Linked DNA regions of Homo sapiens: region 2 is linked to region 1. Evidence: chromatin loops called from intact Hi-C (ENCODE). Cell type or tissue: endothelial cell of umbilical vein. All regions are shown on one strand. Each heading gives the region's core, and the rest is flanking DNA. Links, peaks and the distances in the headings are about the cores only. Region 1 overlaps KLHL3 (kelch like family member 3). Region 2 overlaps KLHL3 (kelch like family member 3).

Region 1 (7,143 bases), core at 2,761-5,260:
GAGCCCATTTACTGCACAGACCCCTGTGAGTCAAACAAAAGCCATGGGAGACATCACAGCAGGTGCACTAAGAGATCAGAATTGATCAAGAGACAAATCTGGATAGCCTGGGAGGCTCTTTTCCTCCCTTCATGGCAATACAACAGAGATTTGGCTCCACAGGTTTGAGTTTGCTAAGTGAAAGAAAATATTGACAACAGCCACTGGGCTCCAAGGATCCTTCTTCCTAACAGGATCATTTCTCTGACCAGGGAGTTTTGATTACTTATAACGTGTATGCCCCCCGCCACACACATACCTATACTATAAGTATGTAGAGCATATGGGCACAGACCCCTCTTTAATGGAAAGGTGTATACAGACCTCCTGTGCCAGGCCTGAGCTAGGGAATAAGACAATTCAGGGGACTTCATGCATGCTACTCCTTCTCTGCTGCTAAGTTTTTCCCTGATAAGCCCTATGTTATATTCACACTGTGTGATGCTGATGGTTATGTCTCTAATCCCTTTACAAGACTGGGTCTACATTCACACACAACTCCCAGGGATGCAGAACAGCTCCTACTCTGATCTCAAAGGGAGATGGATTTTGGGCAAGGTCTCATACAGCAGGGTCTAAGGCATAGGAAAATGTAATGAATTATTGCTCATTAAGACTTTCAAAGGCCACAGTCCAATATGTTGTGTATTTTTTCAAAATTAGATTAAGGGATTGGTGATACTCTAAAAAGTAGTAATTATCAGTGTTGCTGAAGGTACTCTCAAATACTGGTGAGACGAAAAAATGGACACCCTCCTGGATGGCGTCTAAAATACATGTGCTTCCTCTGATTAAAAAATTCTACTTCTGGCCAGGCACAGTGGCTCACACCTGTAATCCCAGCACTTTGGGAGGCCAAGGCAGATGGATCACTTGAGCCCAGGAGTTCAAGACCAACCTGGGCAACATGGTGAAACCCTGTCTCTACAAAAAATACAGAAATTAGCCAGGCGTGATGGCGCATAACTGTGGTCCCACCTACTCAGGAGGCTGAGGTGGGAGGATCTCTTGAGCCCAGGAGGCAGAGTTGCAGAGCCAAGATTATGCCACTACAATCTAGCCTGAGAGAGCGAGATCCTGTCTCAAAAAAAAAAAAATCCATTTCTGGCCTTTTATTCTAAAGAAATAATTTTAAATGTGTGTACTAATTTAGCTATAAAGACCATTTATAATCACTCAAGTATTACTTATAGGATAGAAAAGATGGAAATAACCTGTGTCCAATAGTAGATTGGTTGTTTAAATTATGATATAGTCATTTAAAATAATATCATATAAATAAGTTTAGTGTTGTAATAAGACGTTCATGAGAGATTGTAAAGTGAGTTTTTTTAAAAAACAGGTTATAAAATAGTGTTATAGTGTAATTCCATTTTTGTTATTAAAAAATAGAAATATCTATGTATGAATTTTATACAAACACACATTTACATCTAAACTGAATTCCCAGGTTCTAGATAGACTAGCTGCCTTAAGGGTCCTGTAATTCTTTGCTCATGTGGCTTAAAGCCAAATGAGAACTTGGCAGCAGGCTTAGGCAATGAGTAAATTAGTAAATATCACCACCCCCCCCCCCGGTTTACACTTCCAAGTCAGCCACGAATGGGCTTAGCAAACAGGTAATATGAGAATAATGAAAATGGATCTGCCTGAAAGTCACCTGTGTGTCCTTCCAGCCTGGGAAGTTGGGCTAAGCCAACACTTTCCTAAAGCAAAGAGGCATAAAGGATATACTGACACAGTACACGACCCACAAGGCAAAGCTCAAAAAGGAAATAGCTTAAAAGGGGCCTCATGCTCCAAGAAATATAAACCTAAATACACTACAGTAAATCTTTCCTACAGGAAGGCATAGGAGACAAGAAGGAAAGCAAAGACAGGAATACAAAGAAAGCAATAAGGAAAGGAGAACTCATCAAGGGTCCAACTGTCCCTGCAAGGAAGGAGACTGCTTTCAAGTAGGAAGTGAGAAGTTCTCCTAGCCAGGCACTGGCAAAGAAAAGATAGAACCAAGTGCCATTGTCTGGCCCTTGTCCACAGAGCCCTGTCCTTAGCTACCTACTAAAGCTGTTGGGCAGCGGGCACTGATGGCAACCAGAGGACTTTCCCAGGTCTGTGCTCATCTGTGTGCGGTAAAAGTCATCACCCTTCACTGCGGGGAAAGGGGATCCTCTGCATCTAGGTTGCAGGATCTGCAGCTAGCTTTTGGGGTCTCAATTTCTCCCCTCCTCTAATCAAGAGCCCACCTGGCAAATGCACACTCCCTGTTCAGGATATACGCTCAGCTCCAGACCCTGGGAAATCTCCCTGCTGTTTAGAGCCAGTGTCTTCAGGGAGAAAAGGCACACAACCCCCAAAGGGGAGATGGAGAGAGCAGTCATTACCTGCGTTGCGCCGGCACATGTTCATGTCTGCCACTTGCTTCCAGGTATTTGTTCCAGGATCGTAAACCTCAACGCTCTTCCTCACCAAAGGCCCATCATGCCCACCTGTGGCGTACAGCTGTCCGCTAAGCACTCCAACCCCTGAAAGGCAGAGCACAGCATCCCAGCCTCATGCTGACTACAGTAACCAGAAATCAGGAGGCCTGGCATCCAGTCCTGGACAGCCCTGACCAGTGAGGGGACTTGGGGAGTGCCATTTTGTCTCCCTGGACCTCAGTGTCCTCATCTGTAAAACAAATATAATGACACCCTACCTGCCTCCTCATAAGACTAGCAACCTCAAAACTTTGAAATATAATGCAAATGTGACCCAAATTCTGTTTTTAAAAAACATTAAAAAATATATATATATATATACACACACACAGACAGACAGACATACATACATACATACATACATACATACATACATACATACGGGAGAGGATGTTCATAAGCAAAGAAAAAAAGACAAAAAATACTGAAATAAATCCATTAAAATATTAAGAATAATTATTTCTGAGTGGTAAATTACATTCATTTTCCTTTTTTGCCTATCTATATTGCCTAGTTTTCCTACAATGCTGTATTACTTACTCATCCTTATATTAGTTGAGTAAAAAGAGTTAAAAATTGAAACTAGCCACACAGCAAAAGTGCTGAAATTATCATCAGGGAGGCCTCCCTGCTGGTCGTGTAAGCAGAAGCTGACCTTTCTGCCCACTTCTCTCCTCCTGTACTGCAGAGGGCATTATCAGATCACTCACCGTGTTGATCAGCCTGAGCTGAGTGCTAGAATTGCTTCGTTTACAAGTTTTAGTATAATCTTTTAAAATCCTTTTATACAACAAGAAGATGAAAGCCATAAAGAAGGAAGACAGCACAGTATCTAGAAAGTGCAACTGACCTGGTAGCTAGGACACCTGTGTTCTGGACCTGTCTCTCTGACTTGCTCACTGGGTGACCCTTCCCCTTTCTGGGCCTCAGTTTCCCTATTTGTAAAGGGAAAGAGTTGTACTAGATCAGTAGTTCACATGGACCACAGACTTCTCCACTCCATGGGCAGGCTGCATCTCAATCGACTGGGAAGCTTTTTGAAAGACAGATTCCACACTGGTCAGGAGTCAGAAAAAGTTCCTCAGGTGACTGGGATGTGCAGAAAGTTCCTCAGGTGACTGGGATGTGCAGTCAGGTTTCAGACCCAAGAACCAGACTTGTAGACTATAACTCCATATGGATGAGGACTGTTTTTACCTTGTCCTCGTCTGCTTCCCTGTGCTCCACAGCAGTAGGTTCTCAAGAGATATTGCTTGAATAACAAAAATATAAATTAATAAAATCCCTCCCAGCAATTATGCAGGTATGCTAGTAGCTCCTAGCAGTTGCTCTAAACTAACAGCAGATGGTGCTGTTGTACCAACAATGGCTCTCTCTAACTGACAGGTTTAATAAAATTTGTTGAGTTCCAAAGCTGCCTCACCTTCCTTTCCTCCATGCTCAGCAGGAACACGCATTCCCTGAGAGATGGCCTCTTTTTTCCCCTAACCATCTGGTGGCATTGCCCACACCCTGCTGAGGAAGCGAGCTGCGTTCCAGGCACTCAGGCAACTCTGCCTCTGCCCTAGTGCAGCCTCATCCATAAACATTCATGCAGCCGTTTCCTGGACCTAGAGCCACAGGGGCTCCTGGCACCTCAAAGGGCCTCAGGCAGCCAAAGGCCAGGGCCTTTGGTCTCTGGGTCTTCAGCCAAAAACACCCACCTCGACATGCATGTGGGTTCCCAACTCCAGAGGTGAGACTTGCCCAAATCTTACGAAAGTGAAGCACTGAAGAAAGGCTGACCTGGGAGCCTGAGGCCAGGGCTCTGACAGTAACCTCAGGAAAAAGGCTTGGTTTTGATTTCCTAAATCAAGGTCAGTGTGCCTCCCAGGGACACTGGACTCCCAGGCAATAGAGGTGTCACCCTCCAGGTCCTCCAGTGTAGGTAAGAGACAGGACTAGGGCCAGGTGATGTCCACCCAGCAATAACCATTTCAGCAGCGTGGCAGAGACAAAGCAGCTGTAGTCTCCAAAGGCGGCTCCCTCCACAGAGACAAGCCTGAGCTTCCTAAGGCAGGTCTGCCCTCCAACTTCGTGCCTGGCTGCCTCCCCAGGCTTTCGGCCCTAGGAGCAGTCACACATCTCAGGGTGTGCTGCCCCAGGCATGCTGAGCTCTCACCCTTACGTCACAACAGAGGATTTCTAGGGAGTACGAAGACTCTACCAAAACTTTAGAAACCAAAATGTCTGAAAGAGGTTTATGACGGGAAAAGAATCATGGGATTTGTGGATCGACTTGGTTCTTAGGGAACACCTACTACAACCCTACAACCCACTCATTTCACATATAAGGAATTAGAGGCCAGAATAAGGGAAGGGATTTGCCCAAGGAAGGTCATATGGCAAATGACAGCAGACCCAGCACCAAGTCCCGGGCCTCCTGACTTCCAGGCAATGGCCCCACGTTCAGGAAGGGCCAACCTGTCAGAATCAGCAGAGACAAAAATTCTCTAAAAATAGCACTCCAAACACAAACACTTCTTAAATGGAATCATGCAGATTTTATTTTTGAAACCAGTGAGCACACAAAGGCTCTTTAAAAATATTAAAATAGCATACTTTTTAAAGAATGATGAGGAAGTGGTCATATGTTTGGTACTATAAAACGAGATCACAACTCAATCTCCAAAAATACAAAAAAAAAAAAAAAAAAAAAGAGAGAGAGAGAGAGAAAGGAATAACATTGCGGGAATGTGGCTTCCCTTCTCAGAAGTCACACAGTCTTCCCGCCAGGATCAGATTGGTAATCAGTCACCACTGACCACAGGAACCAGCAGTAAAGAGCCAGTGGACTGATGCCTCTGTCTGCCCTCAGACCCTTCCCTTTGGGCCTCTAAGACAATGGATGGGAAGACAAAGCAGGGGAGAAGGGGCTGTTGCTCTGCTTCCTGAAAAATCCCAAAGGATCATAGAGCTTCTGGTTTTCTGACAAAAAGTAGAAGTGGAAAACCTTTTGAAAAGTCATTTTCTTCACATGTTGGGGAATAGGTTGAAGTGAGGAAAAGTGGGAGTGGGGGACATAAGTTATCTCCAGACATGAACACTAATAGCTTGGCTTTCAATTCCAGACAGGCAAGCTCAGCTTTGTCAACTGAAGACTTGTCCTACTACTTCAGAGGAATAAGACTGATAATTTAGGGATTTAAAAAGCTAACTCTGGAGTCAGCATTACTAATTATATGACCTTGGGCAAATTACTCAACCACTGGCAGACCTCCTTTCTAAATCTGATAAGTGCAATTCATATTGTATCCACCTCGTAGGGCTGCAGTGAGGATTAAATGGATTGAGGCATAAAAAGTACTTGTTAGGACAGTGCCTGGCACATAGTAAGCCTTAACTTTCAAAAGATATAAACACCTTCATAGAAACATAAGGTATGATGAGGAGGAGCGTATTATCTCATCCATTCTCTAGTGATCCCCCAGGAAAGGTTAACTTATAAAGTACTGTGTCTAGCTGCAAAGGTGCTAGTAGGATTATATACAGCAAAATGAAAGGAGGAGGAGGAGGTAAAATAAAATGTTAAGTTGTTGAACCAATACCCACTCATGACTGATTAAAGAAATCACAGATTACACAAACTGGAAAAACATCCCATATTCATGGATTGGAAGAATCAATATCATTAAAATGACCATATTCCCTGAAGGAATCTACAGATTCAACACAATTCCTATCAAACTATCAACATCATTCCTCATAGAATTAGAAAAAACAATCCTAAAGTTTATACAGAACCAAAAAAGAGCCCGAATAGCCAAAGCCAATCTTAACCAAAAAGAACAAAGTCAGAAGTATCACATTACCTGACTTCAAATTATATTACAAGGCTATAGTAACTAAAACAGCATGGTGCTGGTACCAAAAATAGACACAGAGAACAATGGAACAGAATAGAGAACCCAGAAACAAAGCCACATACCTATAACAAGCTGATCTTCAAAAAAGTCGACAAAAATAAAACAATGGGGAAAAGACTCTCTATTCAATAAATGGTGTTGTATGTGGCTAGCCACATACAGAAAAATGAAACTAGACCTCTATCTCTTACCATATACAAAAATTAACTGAAGATGGATTAAAGACTTAAATATAAGACCTGAAACTATAAAAGTCCTAGAAGAAAACCTAGAAAAAACTCTTCTGGGCATTGGCCTAGGCAAACAATTTATGACTAAGATGCCAAACGGAAAGTGCAACAAAAACAAAAATAGACAAATGGGACTTAATTAAACAAACAAAAAAAGCTTCTCCACAACATAAGAAATAATCAACAAACAGTCAACCTACAGAATGGGAGAAAATATTTGCAAATTATGCCCCCCAACAAAGGATTAATGTTCAGAATATACAAGGAACTCCAACAACTCAACAAGGAAAAAACAACCCCATTAAAAAGCAGGCAAAGGATATACATACAGACATTTCTCAAAATAAGGCATGCCAGTGTGGCCAATAATCATATGAAAAAATGCTTAACATCGTAATCATCAGAAAAATGAAGATTAAAACCACAGTGAGATATCATCTTACAGATGGCTATTACTAAAAAGTCAAAAAAGGCCGGGTGCAGTGGCTC
Region 2 (7,143 bases), core at 1,637-4,136, 66 kb after region 1:
AGGACACATGACTATTTATACTATATCCTGAAAGACAGAAATAGTTCTTGCTCAGGTGTATATGCATGTGTTTTTCCTAAGGGTCAGGGAAGACTGGCTTGAGCAGGCCCGCTGGGTGCTCAGACAGCCAACCTCTATCAATTTTCCCTAGGACTTTCCCTCAGCTGCTGAAGCCTGCCTCTAGATCAAACATACAGGACAAAAGGCCAAAGTCCTGTCCCACTCCAGCTCTGCTACCCTGCCCTTCACCTATGGAAGCAGCAGGTAGTCTGAGAATGATTTTCCAAAAAGAAATTTAGAAAAAAAATCACACTACAGAATAGCTTGATTTAAGGCTGCTTATCTTGGGGACCCTGGCATCCACTTCACCCCAAAATAATCCCCTTGCCCCAGGCCTTTGCTCTCAGCTGCTGCCCTGGCTCTGAGAGAGTGACTGAGCCAGCTACACTCTAGCTGTTCCCAGCCACAAGGGCTTGCCCAGGAAGATATGGGCTGCAGATGCATTTGTTTTCTTGATTCAGGACACTTGAAAAAGACTTCTTTTTTTTTTTTTTAAGTGCTTTAAATTCTGGACTCTTTCTCCCAAGACAGCTCTGAGTCCTCAGCTCTGACTCTCATCACTTTTATGTACTCAGGCCAAAAACTCTGCCCCACTGCCCATTTGGGGGCTTTGTCCCTCCACTGGGTTTACCAACAGTCCTAGTTTTTCCAGGACTGGGGGTTTCCCAGGACTTTCAGGGCTAAAAATGGGACAGTCGGTCACCCTTCATTATCCCTGCCCACAGACAATAACCACCAAGAGCCACCACTATCAGTGCTCGAACTCCTGAGCCAAATGCCTACGCTCAACAAGGAAAGCTGCTCCTACCCACAGGCTTACACTTCTCTCTCACGACAGCTGAGTTCTAGAAAACGTGCTCCTTTTCCCTTCCTCCATCCTCTCTTCCACTATCCTATATCCCCAGCAGGAAAACAGTAAATTAACACCATGTCTGTGATATTTTCTGAACCACTAATACATTCCTGAGAAAGAAAAAGATAAAATCACCCTCTTCTGAAAGTTTTGGACTATAAATGAACACAGCCAGGATCCAAATCTAACCACCTGAACTCTCTCCCCACTAAGCAGCCATCATCTCCTCTAAGCAGCCATAAACTGGGAAACTCAATTAACCTGTGAGCTTGCTCAGCCCGGCCGAACAGATTCCAGGACCAGATTAGTCTCTGCCTGCTAGTCAAATGGGGATCCATTAACCATTCTTGCTGAATGCACACCAGGAATAAAAAGCTCTGCTCCCAGTCTCCAAATGACCTCCATGACACCCCCTGGCCAGTATCAGCTAGAGTTAAGACTGGTGTCAAGGCCATAGGTTGACCAATCATGCTGATTTACCTGGGACTTTGCCATTTTTACCACTGAAAGTCCCCCTCTCAGAAGGCCCCTCGCTTCTGGGCAAAATAGGATAGGTGTTCATCCTAGGGAGGAGTAACCTCTAACCAGTGACCCTCAGAAGCCCTGAGGGAGAGGAAGCCATCAAATGTTGGCCAGCACAAACCCTACTCAGAGGTGTGGTAAACTCCAAAAGGGCCAGATGTGAGAAGAGGCAGGAATTCAACAGCAACCCTCTCCCCACCACCCACCATCCAAGAGGATTTCTGAGAGTCCAATCTGCCCTCAGACTGCATTCCAGCGAGCTCCCCAACCCCATACGCATATACAAGATCATGCCAGTGACACACAGTCCCTTCCCCCTTCCCCTCTTCCAAGGAGACAGCAGCACAGTGTGGTGCTTAAATTCTCAAGCTCATGACAACCAGCCAGAGAAATGAAATAATAAATATTTCCTGAATATACTCCTTAGGTTACACTTTCCATTTTTAAAACCTCCCTGGATAGAGCTACCCACATGGCTTTCAACTTCCCTACTGTTCACAATACCCACTTAGTAGGCAAAAATTATAAGGCTTTCTACCTCTCCACACCCCTTATCCTGTTTGAGTCCACTCCTACCCAAAAGCCTTCCCAAACCGACTTCCTAAAATGAATGGGCCTTCTGGTTTCTCTAGTTGCTCTTTCCCTCTCTTTGACTCTGAGACTAGCTTAGAGTCAAAGGCCATTTTCTTCCTTCTACTTGCTTCATACAGAAAAGTGTGGGAAAAAAAAGTCAAGGAAATCAGAATGCTGAAGGGAAGGCTTGGAGGCTGGAAGATGTATCACTGCTCAGACTCTGGGTCTCAGGGATAAATTAGGGCCCCATCCAATGGGGTTCTGGGATCTAGACACAAGTACAAAATACATTCCCAGAGGCCCTGAAAGAAAAAAGAGCAATACATCCATGAAATGACTGTCTTCAGTTCCCTCTCCCCACATCAACAGGGCTTTGAGAGGACTTCCTCTTCTCTTATCTTGCCTGAAACTCTACTTCTTCAAAGCAGCAGCAGTGACAAGATTATGAACAAAAGGCCAAGTGCAGGTCCTCAGCTCTGAAGCAAGACCATCCTCATAGAATAACTAAGGCAGTACTGCCTGGTCCCTGGAGGGAGGAGGCTGAGATCAGAGGAGTAGTTGGCCAAATCCACCCATCAGGATGGAAGATTACCGTAAGTCAAAAATCTTCTAGCTTGCCTTCTGCCACCTCAGCATTACAGTTCTTGGAAAACAGGCCCTGAAATGGCCCCCAGCAAGAGTCTACAGGTTACCCTTCAGCTTGCAATGGCTTCCCCTCCATTTTTCATGTGCAGGCCCCGTTTTGTTTTTTTTTCTTCCTCAGATAACATGAAAACACAGCAGAGGATATCCTGCCACAGAGTTTGCTTCCTCTAGCAAAAACAAAAGGAAATGCCCTGCCTCAGAAAGCACCTTCTCCTGGAATTGCAGGGAGGCAGGGCCATGCACAGAGGGAGGGCATCAGCCAGGGGGCGCAGGTGTTGGGGCCACCCAGGGTCTCTGCCCCAATCACACAGTGGGTCTGGCACAGAATCAGTGCCACATAAAGAAAGAAAGGAAAAGAGGTGGGGGGGTATATAGATGAACAGGAAAGCTGGCAGAACAGCACTGTGATTAAGCGTCATTTTGAATTTTGACTCCTCCACTTACCAGCCATGCAACTGAGGACAAATTACTTAACCTCTCAATGCCTCTGTCTCCTCAAAAATAAAATGAGGACAATAAGGTTTGTTATGAGGATCAAATGAGAAAAATTTAAAGCAGTTAGCACAGTGCTTGGTACATAGGAAGTGCTCAGTTGATGTTAGTTTTTATTATTGTAAATAATTATGAGCCAAAGTCAAGGTTCTGATCATTCATTTCATGAGAAACTAGAATTCATCATAGCCACAGAGCACAGTGAGTCAGAGGGGGCTGGCTTCAGCTTCCAACTCTACCACTTACTCTCTATGTGACCGTGGCAGTTTATTTAACCCCTTTGAGCACCAGTTTCTTCAGCTGTAAAGGAGGAATCATATTGGTATGGTCCAATGGGTGATTATAAAAATTGAATGGAATAATGCATGTGAATTGATGGGCACATGCTTGCTTATAAAAGTATGACTGCTGGTACCTCCACCACGGAACAGGAACTCAGGGTCCCTCCAAGGTACGTGTGCCTGGGAAGGGACTCCAGGTGTAGCTCTCACAGCCATTTAACCAAGCCCCAGATCTCTGACCCTTGTTTCTAAGGCTTTCAGGAAAGCCCCAGTGCCTCCATGCTCATCTCCTCGGTGCACCAAATCCTCAATACCTCCTGTCTTCACAGACAACCTGTGAGCAACCGCCTCAGCAGATACATAACAGCATGAAGAAGAATCCATGTTTTTATCCAAACTCTCTTCTTCCCAATCTTTTTTTTTTTTTCTTTTTGGAGACAGAGTCTCGCTCTGTCATCCAGATTGGAGTGCAGTGGTGCAGTCTCAGCTCACAGCAACCTCCGCCTCCTGGGTTCAAGTGATTCTCCTGCCTCGGCCTCCCAAGTAGATGGAATTAAAGGCACCTGCCACCACGCCCAGCTAATTTTTGTCTTTTCAGTAGAGACAGGGTTTCACTGTGTTGGCCAGGCTGGTTTCGAACTCCTTACCTCAGGTGATCTGCCTGCCTCAGCTTCCAAAAGCGCTGGGATTATAGGTGTGAGCCACCATGCCCAGCCCCTTGCCAATCTTTCTTGTTTTTTCTCCAACATCACCCTTGACCTAACCACAGTTTAAAGTGAAGAGATTAAAAGTCCCCAAACAATGAGGTTCAGAGAATTTTCAGTTTGGTGAATGCATCCACATGCTGGGAGGGTGACATAACCCAACCTCATAAGACAGAAGCTTCTGGACTCAGGACCACCAAACAGTGAACATTATGTCCACATAAACTGTACCTTGCTTTATGTACCTCTTAATCCTAACCAGGCAATAAGGATCCAGAGTAGAATATCTTCTAATTATCCAAGTTTGTAAACACTTTGTATTTTACAGGAAAAAAAAGTTATTAAATAAATACATGATGAAAAGAGCAAAGAGAGCTGGTTCCAATTATAGACTTCTACTACCTCCCCTCTACTCATTTTATGCCAAATTACTTTGCACTTACTGTTAGTACCCAAAAGTTATTCACCTGTTTGAATTCTGAGATGAGACGATGACCTGGGGAGAATAGGAGTCACCTAAGCTCCCAGCTTTTCCTTCACAAGATTTTGAAGACATGAGTTAAAGATCTTCTACTCCCGGGGCCCAGGCTCATTCAGGGATATCATGGCCTAGTGGCTAAAAGCATGGGTGCCCAAGCCAGGAAGGCATGAGTTTGAGGACCAGCTCGACCACCTCCTGGCCATGTGGCCCAGGGCAGGTCACCTGACCTCTCTGGAGCTTTAGTTTCCTCTTCAGTAACCAACTGAATTGTTGTGAGGGTTAAATAAAATAACGCTGTAAAATGGTGGGTCCTGAGTGTGCAATACACTGAGCTATTAGTGAGCCTGAGTTTACCTGGACATTCTCTTCAGTCACCTCGATTTCAGCAGTATAGATGTAGTCAATCAGCTTACTCAGCGTCTGCCCATCCACGTCCTTGATTTCTATCTTTTTGGCTTTACTCTCAGACATGTCACCTAGAGTTTACAACAAAAACAAAATGACATAAATGTGGTACCTGGGATATGTTTACCTTCCAGATGGTCTCCTGCCCTGTCTTGGAAACATAAAAGCACTTCCTGGGCTCCAGGAGGCAGCAGAAGGGATTCAGGCACAGAAGAGGATAAACCAGGTAACATCAAGGTCACATCAGCTTTGGGTCTGTGATCACCTACAAACCCAGCCTTAAGCATTCCTTACTCTATCTATTGCCCACTTCCATTGTGAAGGCAAATCTGTGTGCAATCACTCATTTAACCAACATTTACTGTAAACTTCCATATACAAGGCCAGAAAAAGTGAACAAGATATGCACCTGTCCTTAAGGAACACAAGTCTAGTAAGGCAGATATACAAAAGTGTTTATAAACAGAGGTGATAAGAGCTTAGTAGACAGTTATACACAAAGTATTGTGATAACAACAATAATAAGTAACATTTCTTGAGAGCTAACTATGGCCACACACTTAAGCACTTTAAAGTCTTTTAATCCTCACAACAACCTTGAGGTTTATTAATATTATTGCCATTTTACAGATGAAGAAACTGAGCACAGGAGGGTAGGTAATTCATTTTGCCCACAGTCACACACCTAGGAAAGGCCAAGTTGGGTTGAAACCCAGGGAGTCTGACTCTAGAGTCCATATTTGTAACCACTACGCTATACTAAATCCCAAGAACACAGAGGAGGGAGCAACAAATCTCTCCTGGGAACTCCAGTCAGGCATCCTATTAAGAGGTCACATTTGAGAGAGGTATTAGAGGATGAGGACGAGTTCTACAGGCAGCAAAGGTGAGGAAGGATGAGCTGAATCTGGGATCCATTCGTGCAAAGAGAAGAAAGTACCAAAAGAATAAATTTTGGTGAAATGGCGAGAGGTTGGTGTGGCTGGTACATGGAGTAACAGTGAGAAGAAGGAAGCTGGAGAGGTAGATGGGGCCAGGGCTTGACAAGCCCTGTAAGTCAAGCTGGGACTTTATCCCAGGTGTAGCACCATTGAGAGGTTTTCAACAGGGAAATGACATCAACAGATGGGCATTTTTGAACGAAATTTTGGATGCAGGGTGGAAGCTAGATCACATGCAGGGAGAACAGCTGGAGGCCCTGATAATAATCCAAAAAAGAGAGAAGGCAGGGCTGTAAATAACGGCAATAGCAGCACCACATTTCCACGGTCCTGAGGCCCCTTGCCTTCAGCCTGCACTCTATATACAACACACGGGTTTATCGAAAGCCAGGCCCATTCAACAAGGGCTGCTGATTTCAGGAAAGACAGGCAACACATGTCTTTGTAGACTGAAATAAAGGGCAACCTAACTGCAAGAAACAAGAGATCCAGAAGCCTCAATGTGAGTGTGAAAACAGAGCCTGGGCAGTTGTTTTCTCTCTGTGGAATTCATACACCAGAGCCAAGAAAATAAAGTACAGTACAGCATGTGGGCTGCAGACACCCACCTCCAAGCTGCACGGACTGCACATGATTCCTCCACCAATCCAAAGTCCCATCCTGACACAGTTCTAGAGCTGAATGACTGGAACGGAGAGAAAAGTAGCGGGGGAGACATTCCAAACCCCGCCTGCTCCCTTAACTGCCAGATCAGGTGGACCTGAGACCCTCCACCCTGTTCTCTCTTCTCTGACTGCCAGTGAAAGCCTGTGAAAGGCCTCAGCACAGTGCCCTGGGGCAGAATGAACAGGTAAAGAAACAAGGGAAAAACAGTATATTACTCCTCCACCCATAAGACAGGATCCACAATCTCTCTCTTGAGTTTATTGAGACACACAAACAAAAACATGCATACACAAGGAAATCAGAAGTTAAGCTATTAAAAAGTTCATTGATGAGGGTCCAGTTGGTAATTACACTGCAAAAGATAATCAAAGATAGCCAATTCTTTGTTTAAGGAGTTAGCCCTCAAAAAATAAGACTTAAAAAATAGAGCAGCCGGACTGTAAGAACCAAGAGATTCAGAAGCCCTCACAGCAGTGTAAATCAGAGCCTGGGCTGACTGTTTTCTGCCTGTGGAATTTGT

The links. Hi-C counts contacts between places; a loop is a spot of excess contacts. Peaks named below come from ENCODE experiments on the same cell type or tissue, not always from the same donor. Only the 100,000 strongest peaks of a DNase experiment are listed, where the experiment ranks them.
Region 2: a loop joins it to region 1, with 4 times the contacts of the local background. A loop is called at or near these places in 1 of 110 quality-filtered maps.

What each region holds. Positions count from the first base shown.
Region 1 is chr5:137,625,874-137,633,016 of GRCh38, forward strand. It overlaps KLHL3 (kelch like family member 3), which reads right to left. Exons shown (of 15, transcript NM_017415.3): 13 at 2,424-2,564; 14 at 1-23. Among named protein-coding and RNA genes, the nearest start is that of MIR874, 18 kb to the right of the region's middle. RefSeq lists a silencer at 3,779-3,948 and an enhancer at 4,335-5,085. In endothelial cell of umbilical vein, for the core only: a CTCF peak has its summit at 3,851 (motif pointing right); a DNase peak (open chromatin) is centred at 3,898.
Region 2 is chr5:137,693,322-137,700,464 of GRCh38, forward strand. It overlaps KLHL3 (kelch like family member 3), which reads right to left. Exons shown (of 15, transcript NM_017415.3): 4 at 4,966-5,087. Among named protein-coding and RNA genes, the nearest start is that of KLHL3, 39 kb to the right of the region's middle. RefSeq lists an enhancer at 957-3,917 and a silencer at 2,145-2,345. In endothelial cell of umbilical vein, for the core only: a CTCF peak has its summit at 2,899; DNase peaks (open chromatin) are centred at 2,810 and 3,260; H3K27ac peaks cover 2,104 bases.